2 separate regions of the Homo sapiens genome follow, and region 1 is linked to region 2. The links are chromatin loops, found by intact Hi-C in ENCODE. Cell type or tissue: CD4-positive, alpha-beta T cell. All regions are shown on one strand. Links, peaks and the distances in the headings refer to the core of each region. The heading gives the core; the rest is flanking DNA.

Region 1 (6,277 bases), core at 1,562-4,061, 58 kb before region 2:
CTACTTGGGAGGCTGAGGCAGTAGAATTGCTTGAACCTGGGAGGCAGAGGTTGCAGTGAGCTGAGATCATGCCACTGCACTCCAGCCTGGGTGACGGAGTGAGACTCCGTATCAAAAAAACAAAAACAAAAAGCAAAACAAAACCTAAATGGCAAACTACAGACTGAGAAAACATATTCAAAATCCATCTATGTGACAGAGGGCACCTATTTAGAAATATTAAGCAATTCTACAAACCAATACTAAAATCAAAACAATACAACTTAAAAAAAATGAAGTGGCACATCATTAATCAGTACAGAACAGCAAATTAAAGCCTTGATGATATGATCATCACATTCCAATCAGAGTGGCTACATTTTACAGAAACTGACAGTGCAAAGTGAGGGCAAGCACGTGGAGCCACTGGAACTCTCACATTGCAGGCAAGAGTATAAGTCGGTAAAAATTTGGAAAACTGGTTGATAGCATCCACTAGCATTAAGCACATTCTTGTCCCATAACCTGGCAATTTCTCTGGTAGATTTCACTCAACAAAAATGAATGTTTGTATCCACCAAGAGACAGATACAAGAATGCTAGTGGCAACTTTATTTATAATAGCCCCAAACTGAGAACAACCCAAATGTCCACCAATAGGAGAATGAAAAGATACTCTCTCACATAAAAGAGTAAACTATGGACTCAAGCACTAACGTGCATGAATCACAAAAACATATGAATGAAAGAAGCCAGACACAAAGTAGTAATACTGTATTCCAATTATATAAAGATCAAGAATAAACAAAGCTAATCTATGGTAATTGAAGCCAGAATAATGTTTACCTGTAGAGACAGTAATTGGTTAGGAAATGGAAGAGGAACATTTTTACACAATGCAAATGGTCTATATCAGGATCTGGATGGTGAATGTACAGGTGCATAGACATGTAATATTCATCAGACTTTACAGAAAGATTTGTGCACTTTACTTAAAAAGCAGTCCTTACAGGAAGGAAAAAAAGGGCAGCTTCTGGAGCCACACCCACCTGTTTTGACTCTGGAATTGGGTACTTTCTTGCTGTGACCTTGAGCAAGTAAAATAATCTGTGCCTTACTTCCCCACTGTGAATAATAACAGTGTCTGGCTCATGGAGCTGTGATGGGGATTAAGTGAGTTAATGGATAGACTTCTCAGCACAGAGCACCTAATACAGCCTTCATTCCATTCGTCCTTGTTACCAGGTTTCTGCTAAGCTCCCTTCCAGGGCTGAGATCTCAGAGGCTTCACCAGCTCACTTTCCCCCACTTTGCTGCAATAATCATTGGCTAGAGGTATTGTGATATGATGTCATTAAAGTTAATCTAGACGAAAATTTGATTTACCTAAAACTATTACACTGTAGACCTGGAGGAATTTCAGTTTTTGCCGTAATTGTTTTCAATGTGTGTTATAAAAAATAAATTCCACTATGTTCACGAATGTACAACTTATAATCTGACCAAAAGTGAGAGATGGGTAGATTTTCCTACTTGGGTCCTTCTGTGGACAGGTACTAGGTGCTGCTTTACGCCCAGTGACTTGTGAGGGAACAGAACTGCCCTTTAGTAACCCTGCTCACTTCCTGTTTTCTGCAGTAACAATTACATTAGGCAATATTATTACACATGGAATTGCATCATGCTGATTTTAAAACAATCCTCCCTGTAGCATTACACAGACACTGAATCATCATTTGTAGTTTGGGGGGCTTTACATGCCTGCAGTGGTGAAAACTGAAATTTTGTCCCACTTAAGGGAGTTTCTTCTTCCCTTTATTAATTGCAAAATAAATATATGTCACTTCAGAGGGCAGCAGCTGGACTACCTATGTTTGTGGGTAAGTCACTGACAAAATGCTTTCTAGTAAGAAAATATCTTTAAATATAAATGTATGGAATAAGTGTAATTAACTAGATGTAGATTAAGAAAAATGTAAGCCACATCTCCTAGTTCAGGCAGCAATCATTTGTGACTTAAACTGTGATGTAAAGTATCTGTGACCTATACCAGTCAGACACCAAATATTGGTGAGCTGCCTGGATTTGGGAGATGCAGTGAGAATGAGTCAGAGCCCACGACATGAGGGAGAGAAAGGGGGACCCTGAGGACTTGGGGTCCGGTGTGAGGATCCTGCACTCGGTTTCTGTGATGGTGTGTGCAGGGGAGTCACAAGTTCAGGTGGGCCTGTGGCAGGGCTGCCCATGGCCCCTGGTGAGCATGTGCGGCCAGCCGGGCCATGGGGGTGAGGCCGGCTTGGTGGCTTGGATTGCCTACTCCTCTGCAGGGTCCCAACGGGTTTCTAGATCCCTCCAGAGAAGCCTTTGGGTACATCCCATGGCTTCCCAGCCTCCCCCTCTCAGCCTGTGAAGAAGAATTCTGATCAAGTGTTGGGCATGAATACAGTCTTCCTGGAAGTGTGGGGCTTTGATTTGCAACCTTTTTACGTGCAGTCTTCATATATCAGGGGTCCCCAAACTTTTTGGCACCAAGGACTGGTTTCACAGAAGACAATTTTTCCATGGTTTGGGGGTGGGGTGGAGGGATGCTTTCGGGATGATTCAAATGCAATACTTTTATGTTGCACTTTTTTTTTTTTTTTAGACGGAGTCTCCCTCTGTTGCACTGGAGTGCAGTGGCATGATCTCGGCTCACTGCACCCTCTGCTTCCTGGGTTCAAGTGATTCTCCTGCCTCAGCCTCCTGAGTAGCTGGGACAACAGGCATGCACCATGACGCCCAGCTATCTTTTGTATTTTTAGTAGAGATGGGGCTTCACCATGTTGGCCAGGCTGGTCTCGAACTCCTGACTTCAAGTGATCCACCTGCCTCGACCTCCCAAAGTGCTAGGATTACAGGCATGAACCACCACGCCTGGCCTACTGTGTTTTTTGTATTTTGTTTTATTCTTATTTTATTGTTTTTCATTTTTCTTACGTCCCGAGGTACATGTGCAGGATGTGCAGGTTTGTTACATAGGTAAACGTGTGCCATGGTGGTTTGCTGCACCTATCAACCAACCACCTAGGTGTTAAGCCCAGCATATTGTGCTTTTTTTTTTCACCTCACTTGCCACTATAAAGCCTGCCACCAGATGTAGCTTAACTGTCACTTGCCACTCACTGATAGGGTTTTGATACGTGTCTGCAAGCAGTTGATTTATTATGGTCTCTGTGCAGTCAAACCTCTCTGCCAATGTTAATCTGTATTTGCAGCCACTCCCCAGCACGAGCACCAGCACCTCAGCTCCACCTTAGATCATCAGGCATTAGTTAGATTTAGATTCTCATTAGAAGCGTGCAACCTAGATCCCTTGAGTGCTCAGCTCACAATAGGGTTTTCACTCCTATGAGAGTCTAATGCCGCCACTGATCTGACAGGAGGGAGAGCTCAAGCCATAAAGCTCCCTCGCTTGCCGCTCACCTCCTGCTGTGTGGCCCCATTCCTAACGGGCCACGGACTGGTCTGCAGCCCAGGGGTTGGGGACTTGTCTTACATGACAGGGTGAGCTACCCTGAGTTAATCTGAGTGAGCTTCATTCTGTCGACCTTCTTCCACTCCACCACAGCGCTACACCAACCTGAACTTCGCTTCCTGAGACCTAAGATTCAGCCCCGTGCTCAGCAGACATCAGGGATCACCGACTCTGTGCCAGGAGCTGTTCTTGATGCTGGGAACGCAGGGGTGGACAAAACAGAGAAAGCCCTGCCCTCAGGTGTGGTCAGAAGAGACAGGGAAGGATTTGGAAGCTAAAGCTCAGATCCAGACTGGGCTTGTTTCAACTCGTTCCGTGGGCCTGATGTAGTCTAGAGATGATTCTTGGTGTGGGCTGTGGGAGCTCCTGCGGTGTAGTTTGGTGAGGGGCCAGCCCGAGGCAAACTGGGGACCTGTGTCTCCAACCTTCAGCACTTCTGCCCTTCAGGGTCATCCCTCCAGGTGCCCCACCCTGGGGACTTGAACTCTGCCCTTGTCCCCCAAACCACCTTACCCTAATGCTGTGGTTCTCCTGGTCCATGCAGGGCGCAGTGTCCTGCTGAGTGTGCAGGTGCCTGTCCCTGCCCTCTGCAATGTCATCTCCATGCAGCAGCAGCGTTTACCCACGGATGGATCCCCACCCCTGGACCATGCCTGGGTACAGGTTTTGTTCCGGTTGGTCTGCTATTGAGTATGGAGGCCAGGGTTCCACTCCAGACCCCTCTGACTCCCCTCACCAGGCTGTTCCCAGAGACTTGTGAGGGAAGTTGACAATAAATATGTAAATTCAGATGGGTTTCATGTTAGTGAAAACCTGAATATTGAAATATTACAAACCTAGGGTTGAAGATCTCAGGCTGGTGGGAGTGCCTTTGTGCATGTATCCACCCACTTTTCCTTGCAGAACTTTCTACACAACAATTCAGCACAGGAAGCATGGAGGAGTAAAGCCATCTGGGGAGAGATGAGCAGTGAAAACCGGGGGCCGGCAGGTTAGAGGAGGGGTGTGATCTCAGGGTGCAACGCTGTTGAATGCACGCCTCCCTCCCCCCATCCCTCTCTCGGCAGCTCCCAGGCAACTTAGTCACCCCCATCTTAATCTTACTCAACAGTCACAACAGTCTCTCTCCCTTTTTTTTTTTCGTTTGAGACAAGGTCTCGCTCTGTCACCCAGGCTGAAGTACAGGGGCGCGATCACAGCTCACTGCAACCTCTGCCTCCCAGGCTCAAGCGATCCTCCCACCTCAGCCACCTGAGTCGTTGAGACTACAGGTGCCCACCACCACGCCTGGCTAATTTTTAAAATTTTTTATAGAGATGAGGTCGCACCCTGTTGCTCAGGCTGGTCTTGAACTCCTGGGCTCAAGCGATCCTCTGGCCTCAGCCTCCCAAAGTGCTGGGATTACAGGTGTGAGCCACAATGCCCAGACTTCAACAGTCACAGCTATCTCTTGGTGTAGACTGTTTGCTATTGGCAAAAGGACAGACACAAAGACCAATGGAACAGAATAGAAAACCCAGAATCACACCCACTCAAAGATACAAAGCAAATCAGTGCAGGAAGGACAGCTTTTCCAGCAAGCGCTGCTGATGCATTTGGGTATCCACGGGCAGAAAAAAAGAAGAACCTGGACTTAAATTTTCTTATACAAAAGTTAACTCAAAATGCATCATAGATGTAGAACATTGGAGAATTTTGAAAGTTCTTCAGGCATTATGAATCCTAATCCTTTGTTGGAGATGAGATTTGCAGATATTTTCTCCTGGTCTGTTATTAACACTTTTCGTCTTCTTAACAGGGTCTTTCTCAGAGTCAACATTTTTCATTTTGATGTAGTCCCGTTTATCAATTTTTCATTTTATGGGTCATGCTTTTGGAACTCTTTGGCTCCGTATCCTAAAGATTTCCTCCTAATATTTTTTCCCTGAAAGGTTATTTCACATCTATGATGCATTTTGAGTTAACTTTTATATAAGAAAATTTAAGTCCAGTTTCTTTTTTTCTGCCCGTGGATACCCAAATGTGTCAGCAGCACTTGCTGGAAAAGCCATCCTTCCTCCAGTGATTTGCTTTGTATCTTTGAGTGGGTGTGATTCTGGGTTTTCCATTCTGTTCCATTGGTCTTTGCGTCTGTCCTTTTGCCAATAGCAAACAGTCTGGATTATTGTAGCTATAAAATAAGTCTTGATACCAGGTAAGCTGATTTCTCCTCCTTTATTCTTTGTTTTCAAAATCGTTTCAACTATTCTAACTCCTTGGCCTTTCTTTAAATTTTAGACTACTCTTGTTTATATATACAGAAAATTTTGCTGGGATTTTAATAGCAATTGCATTAAACATGCATATTTTGTTGATCATTGATATTTTTACTACGTTAAGTCTTCCAATCTATAAACAGTATTTCTCTCCTTTTTTCTTTAGTTCTTTTTTTACTTCTTTTATCAGGATTTTGTAGGTTTTAGCATACAAGTCCTGTACCTGTTTTGTTACATTTACTACTAAGTATTGAATTTTGTTTGAGCAGTTGTGAATGGTGTCACGTTTTTAATTCCAGTGTCCATGTGTTCATTGACAGAGCATAGAAATAAAATTTATGTATGTTTATCTTGTATCCTGCAACCTTGCTTGAACTCACTTATTGTTTCAGGAGTGCTTTTGTGGATAGATTGGGATTTCCTAGGTAGACAATCATGTCATTTGAAAATAGAAACAGTTTTGCTTTTTTTTCCCTTTCCAATCTGTCTGCCATTTATTTCCTTTTCTTGCTTTACCACACTGGCTGGA
Region 2 (6,277 bases), core at 1,957-4,456:
AGGAGCGCACGAGGAGGCTGAAACGCCAGTTAGAATTTCAGCTGTGAGCTCTTCTCTTCCCCACTTAGGGCTGGGATGTTTTCACAGAAATCACAGAGCAGCTCTCAGAGCCCAAACTCATTGTTTCTCCTGGTTTTGTTTGTGTTGACTTTCCCTTTAATCCATGCTCAAGCCCCTCACCTGTTTAGAGGGGATGTGGCCCGACTTTCAATGAAAATCTCTCCAGTTCTCCTGCCGTGGCCTCTCGGGCTCCTGGGGAACAGCACCCTGAGCCTTCTCCTTCTTAACTGGTGAGTTCTGCAGAGAATGGGGCTATGGTTGATAGTGTAGTCTTTGGGAACTTTTGTTATTGGACAAATGTCCACTTTGTTTTCTAGGACATCTCTTTGTGTCCCCCAGAGTGAACCAGCTGGAGCCAGGGAGCCCCTAGAGCAGTAGCAGCCATTAGGGGGAGCCACTGGGAGTCAGGTGCCTTGACTTGGATCCAGGTGTGCACCCTTTCTTTCCAAGGGTCTCTGGGTGAGGCCCGTGACCTTCCCAAGCCTCTCCCTGTCTTGTGAAACCTGGGCGTGATATACCTCCCTTTTAGGGCTGCTGCGATCATTTAGGCAGATTAAACCTCATAAGTGGTTTCCCATACAAGAAAGATGCTAGCAGTGCAACAGACAGAACACTTACCTGCCTGCCCTCCCGCCAGGAGGTGGTCTTCCAACTTTTGCCCGGAGTCTACAGAGGGTGGGCCCTCTCTGCTGGGGCTCCGGGACATGGTCAGGAGAGGTTGGTCTGTCTGTACCGCCATTCTCTTGGCCAGACTGTGGTGTCTGGTCCCTACTCACACCTTCCTGTCAGAGTATCCAGAGGCCGCAGAGTATCCACACCCTGGCTGGGTGTACTGGCTACAGATGGCTGTGGCTCCAGGTCACCTGCGTGCCTGGGTGATGAGAAATAATGTCACAACAAATATCCCATCTGCATTCTCTGGGACACTGACCCATGAAGAGAAAGCAGTTCTCACAGTTTTTACAGGCACAGGTCAGCTCTCAGAGTGCTGGGGACAGGGTTCCCACCAGGCAGCCCTTTCTGCTCCTCCCAGAGACTGATGGCTTCTCTGCATTCAGAGGGATCTGGGAGCATTGCAGGAATAGGCTCTGGCTCTTCAGAAATGATCACGAGCTTAAGGAACTGGGTCTGCAATGTGAAGCCTTAGGTCCACTCTCCTTGGTGGGAGCTCATGCCCTCCCCAGGCTCCAGGACCCAGTCAGGATTCTTAATTCACGTGGCTATGTCAGCGCAGCTGTCACTCCCGGAAATGAAGAGAGACCCCTCTTGCCGTCCTTCTCACATTGCTTGCACTTTCCAGCATGCATTTTGTTGTGATGTTTTGTCTGTAATTGCAACTCCAGCAGCAGCCAGTGTTTATTAACCATTTTCTATATGCCGGGCTCAATGTGAGGCATTTCGAACACATTCTCTTGTTTGGTCTTCACAGACACCCTTAAGGTTAAGTACTCATTTCATGCCCATTACCAGATGAAGAAAACAAATTTTAAAAACTCAAGGAACTTGCCCAAGGTCACACGGCTAATTAGAGGCCGAATCTAGAGCCGATTTGGAAATTTCAGGGCCCACTGGAATCTCCTGGGTCATGCCCCAGGCCAATTCCTTCAGAAGCGTTTCTCAAACTCCCCAGGAGATTCCAGTCAATCAATTTGCAGGCAGCTTTTTGGGAACCCAGCTGGGCTGGAGTCTATGTAGAATATCCATGGCACCCGCAGCCTCTGCAGCATCTGGCCTGAGTTATTCTTCCATTGCCCGGTGCTATCATACAGATACAGGACTGGTGACTACAAACAGTGTTAGCAGGACGTACTTGGAGCTCATTTGGCAGTGGGAGTGGACGTGCTGGGGGCCATCCCCCTTCCACCTGAAGCGTTCTTGTCCTAAAGCATGTTGCTGAGACAGCTGTGTAGGGCGTGGCGGTGACCCTGGGGAAGGACCGTACTGAGAGCTCCAGACTCCAGCCAGCCTCCTCACTTTGGCCACATTCCAACAATGCTTACTGCCTTCCACAGTGGATGAAATATTCCAGAAATCAGAATGTGTTGAAATGTGTGGCAAAGAAGAATGTCATACTTGCATATGTGCTTACACTGGCCACTGAACTGCATACACAGTCCCAAGAGGTCTCCCTGCACCGCGAGGCCCATGCTAGAAAAGGCGTTCTTCAGGAACAGACTGAGGCTTCATGAAGATCCTTCCCTCCATCCATCACTCCATTAATCCTCCCCTCCATTCATCCCTCCACTCATCCCTTCATTTACTCCATCCATCCTTCCTCCCATTTTCCCATCCACTCCATCAGCCTCTCCATCCATCCCTCCACTCATCCCTTCATTTACTCCATCCATCCTTCCTCCCATTTCCCCATCCACTCCATCAGCCTCTCCATCCATCCCTCCACTCATCCCTCAACTCACCTCTTCATCCACTCCATCCATCCTTCCACACTTTTCCCCATCCACTCCATCAGCCTCTCCATCCATCCCTCCATTAATCCTCCCCTCCACTCATCCCTCCACTCATCCCTTCATTTACTCCATCCATCCTTCCTCCCATTTCCCCACCCACTCCATAAGCCTCTCCAACCATCCCTCCATCTGTTCCTCCATTAATTCTTCCCTCCACCCATCCCTCCCTTTATCTCTCCATCTATTTCTCTCTCCATCCCTCCCTTCATGTCTTCCTCTATCCCTCCTCCATCCCTCCCTCTATTCCTCCCTCCATCCCTCTTTCCATCTCTCCCTCCATCCTTCCCTCCATCCCACCTTCCATATCCCCCCCATCCCTCCCTCCATATCTTCCTCCATCCCTTCCTCCATCCCTCAATGCATCCCTCTCTCCATCCAGAGTTCACCACACCCTGAGTCCCCAGTGCTGCACTCCTGAAACTCACTCTGGGATTTGCAACTGGGGGTTGCCTTGAACATGTTCCCTGTGTATCCGGTTGAATTTTGGAAACACCCATATCTCCATCCACTCTATCAGCCTCTCCATCCATCCCTCCATCCATCCCTCCATTAATCCTCCTCTAGAGCATTCTACTAGAGAACAGCCGAGGTCAGCCTTCCTCTGCCTCTCAGGGGAGTAGGGCGCCTGCTGGCAGCTGCTGTAAGACTCGGGATGAGGGCTGCCCCCTGCAGGTGGCTCTGAAAGCTGCAGCTCTGAGTGGTGCCCCCAGCAGCAGCTTTGTTCCCTAATTAGGAGGGCACAGTGGCTGTCTAGAAGCACCCAGGAGGGAGCTGCTCCAGAACTTTCTTTATCAGCTGACAAATCAACCTTCTCATGTGAGGGGAGTTTGAGTCGTTCACTCCAGAATTCTGGAGAACCGTAGGATTCGGAGCTCCTTGAGGGCATAGCCAGTGCTTTCCCTTGTTCCTGGTGGTGATCCAAGCTTGCCTTTCTCTCAGACCTGCCTCAGTTGTCCTGTTCTCATACCCTGTTTTCCCCCAAGAACACAGGGTGCATCCCCAGCCTTAGCTGGATTTTCTTCCACCTTGCAAAGGCCCCTGCCTGGGAGACATGTCTTGGTGTGAGAGAGACGACATTGCGTTCCCAGATGTCGCTGGTGCTGGGCTCAGCTCCAAAGTTCTGGAGCAGAGTCAGCAAAGCACAGCCTGGAGACCAGATCTGTGCTCTGCCTGAGTTTGTAAGTGAAGTTTTGTTGCAGTAGCCACAGCCGTGCATGTACAGGTGGCAGCTTTAGCTTCTGCTAAACTGGAGAGCTCAGTGTTTGTGACAGACTGCGTGTCCTGCAAAATCGAAAATGTCTGTGATTCAGCTCTTCAGGGAAAAAGGGTGCCGATGTCTGGCCTACAGGGCTCAAGCATTGTCATCATGCCCCCATCCAACCGTCCACTCAAGGTGCATTGACTGAGGCTGGCTGGCTGGAGTCATCATGTGGGCCCTCAGGCTATGGAGGCAAATCGAGTGGCATTGCCTCTGCGGAGCTGGCCATTACCTTGTTTCCTAACTGTCACTCATTTGATAAAAACTGACAAGGTTGCTAGAGCCACGTGTTTGCAAACCAGTGGGCATTCGCACGTGCATGTAATCCACACAGTTACTCGGTGATGGGAGTATACTTGAGGGAAAGCAGCTCACAGATTTGCCACTTGCCACAGGTCATGGTTTAGGAAGAGGCAGAGGTGGGGTGTTTTCTCATTAGCCCATTCCCTCCTCCCTTTGGATGGAAGAAAGGAAAAGAGCAGGGGAGAGAGAGGCCAATGGCAAAGGAGCACAGCGGGAGAAAGAAGGCCCCCAGGCTTGAGCGGCCCTGAAGCTCAGCAGCTGTGGGTTGGACGGTGGTGTTGGCTTGCTCTTCCCCTTCCCTCCTGGTTTCTTCAGGCCAGTGCGGCATCCTGCACGTGGTCAGTCCAAGTCCAGGGAGGGCCCCATCACCTGGGGGTGGTCGCTATCAGTGGCAAAGTCTTGTCAGCAGCTCATGGGGCAGGAAGGGCCTATGGTTGGGGGTTTCCTGGCGATCCCATGGAGGAAGGTGAGGATGAGTTGTGTTGCTTCTCGGGTGAAGCTGGTCACGTGGCCCTAAAGGCATTCAGAGTAGATGCTCACTTCAACCCTGCAGGTGGCATTGGGCGGCAAGCATTTCTAGGACCCAGCTTCCACCACGGAGCCGAATGGTGGCCCGGCTGGGGCCAGGGCTCCTCTCGAGGGGGCCTGAGATGCTGAGACCCATGACGCTGCTGCTCCTGCCAGGGGCTCATCACCTGTGAAACACAAGCCGGGGAGCCTGAGTGTGGCAGAGTCTCCCTCCCCAGGGTTCCCTCTGCAGGATTTTGTTTGGGTTCTTTTGAAGTTGAAAAGATTTTCAAAAGAGCTCACCAGAATATCTAAAACCATGTTATTTAGGGAGGAGAGGAGCCGCATGGAAGGGCCCCAACTCCCCAGTGACCCCCTCCACCAAACGCACACCAACTGGTGGCATTAGAGGTGACAGTGCAGCAGGATGGACTTCTTACTTCCCCTCTCAGTCTTTGCACTCAGCCCCAAGCAGCTCCTGCCAAGGAGCCAAGGAGAGGAAAATATCCCTTAGCAGGAAGGAAGGAAAATAGAGGCATCCCAGAAACTGAACAAGGACCCAGAAAGCAAACCCCACCTCTGTTCCCCCATGAGCTACCCACTTTTCCCCACAGCCCCACAGCTGTGTGCCTCCCTCTCTCCCATTTTCTTTTTTTTTTTGAGACGGAGTCTCGCTCTGCCAGGCTGGAGTGCAGTGGCACCATCTCAGCTCACTGCAACCTCCTCCGCCTCCCTCGTTCAAGCGATTCTCCTGCCTCAGCCTCCTGAGTAGCTGGGACTACAGGCGCCAGCCACCACACCCGGCTAATTTTTTGTATTTTTAGTAGAGACAGGGTTTCACCATGTTAGCCAGGATGGTCTCGATCTCCTGACCTTGTGATCCACCCGCCTCGGCCTCCCAAAGTGCTGGGATTACAGGCATGAGTCACCGTACCCGGCCCCTCTCTCCCGTTTTCTACCCTCTTTCTTCTTCTAGTACGGTGAGGTGGGGGCGGGTGCTCTTGTCCTCCTTCCCCCTCTCCACCACCCCCCCTCTCCCGCCCCACCCAGGCAGCTCTGGAGTCCTGCTGGCTGCAAGTTTACTAAACGGAGGCATTTGTGAGGGGATTTCAGATACCCTGCTGTGCTCAGGCCAGGGTGACAGTGTTTTGATGTTTGCGGTTGGAAAGCTGACCTCCTGGATGTGGGGTGACGGGAGCGGCCGGTGGGAACAGTACTGTCTGCATGGCATCTTCTCCCATGAGAAAGGATGACTCCTGAGAAAACAGACAAGCAGGATAGCAAACTCCATCGCAGACTCCCTGGCCTGGTCGAAGGGGCACAGAATCCACAGGGGCCTGGGGGAAGCTTGGGCAGCTCCCCACCCCCTCTCTCCACTGAAACCCCGAGCGAGAGTCCCTCTGTGTATCGGGGACTGCCCGCTTGTGAGGAGACGCATTGCCTCGCTCTGGCTTGGAAGAGGAATGTCCTGCCTGGCCCGGCCCCCTCGGGAAGCTGGCGGGTGAGTGAACAAGACAAGGATGGTGAAACACGCTGCAACCTCGGCCGCGGAGCTCCATAAACACAGGATGGCCTCTTGTCCCTGCTGTTTATCCACATTTATGTTTATGGCGTACTTAACTCACGGAGAGGTCAGAACGCTGAGCTATCAGAGTAACATTTGACATTTGGACAACCACAA

Evidence for each region. Peaks named below come from ENCODE experiments on the same cell type or tissue, not always from the same donor. Only the 100,000 strongest peaks of a DNase experiment are listed, where the experiment ranks them.
Region 1: a loop joins it to region 2, with 6 times the contacts of the local background. A loop is called at or near these places in 12 of 110 quality-filtered maps.

The regions. Positions count from the first base shown.
Region 1 is chr21:42,197,991-42,204,267 of GRCh38, forward strand. It overlaps a transcript of ABCG1 not described here. Among named protein-coding and RNA genes, the nearest start is that of ABCG1, 18 kb to the right of the region's middle. In CD4-positive, alpha-beta T cell, for the core only: no CTCF peak of the experiment used is centred there; DNase peaks (open chromatin) are centred at 1,601, 2,081 and 3,101.
Region 2 is chr21:42,255,585-42,261,861 of GRCh38, forward strand. All of the region lies in intron 2 of ABCG1 (ATP binding cassette subfamily G member 1), which reads left to right. Among named protein-coding and RNA genes, the nearest start is that of ABCG1, 40 kb to the left of the region's middle. RefSeq lists an enhancer at 5,524-6,024. In CD4-positive, alpha-beta T cell, for the core only: CTCF peaks have their summits at 3,196 (motif pointing left) and 3,403; a DNase peak (open chromatin) is centred at 3,177.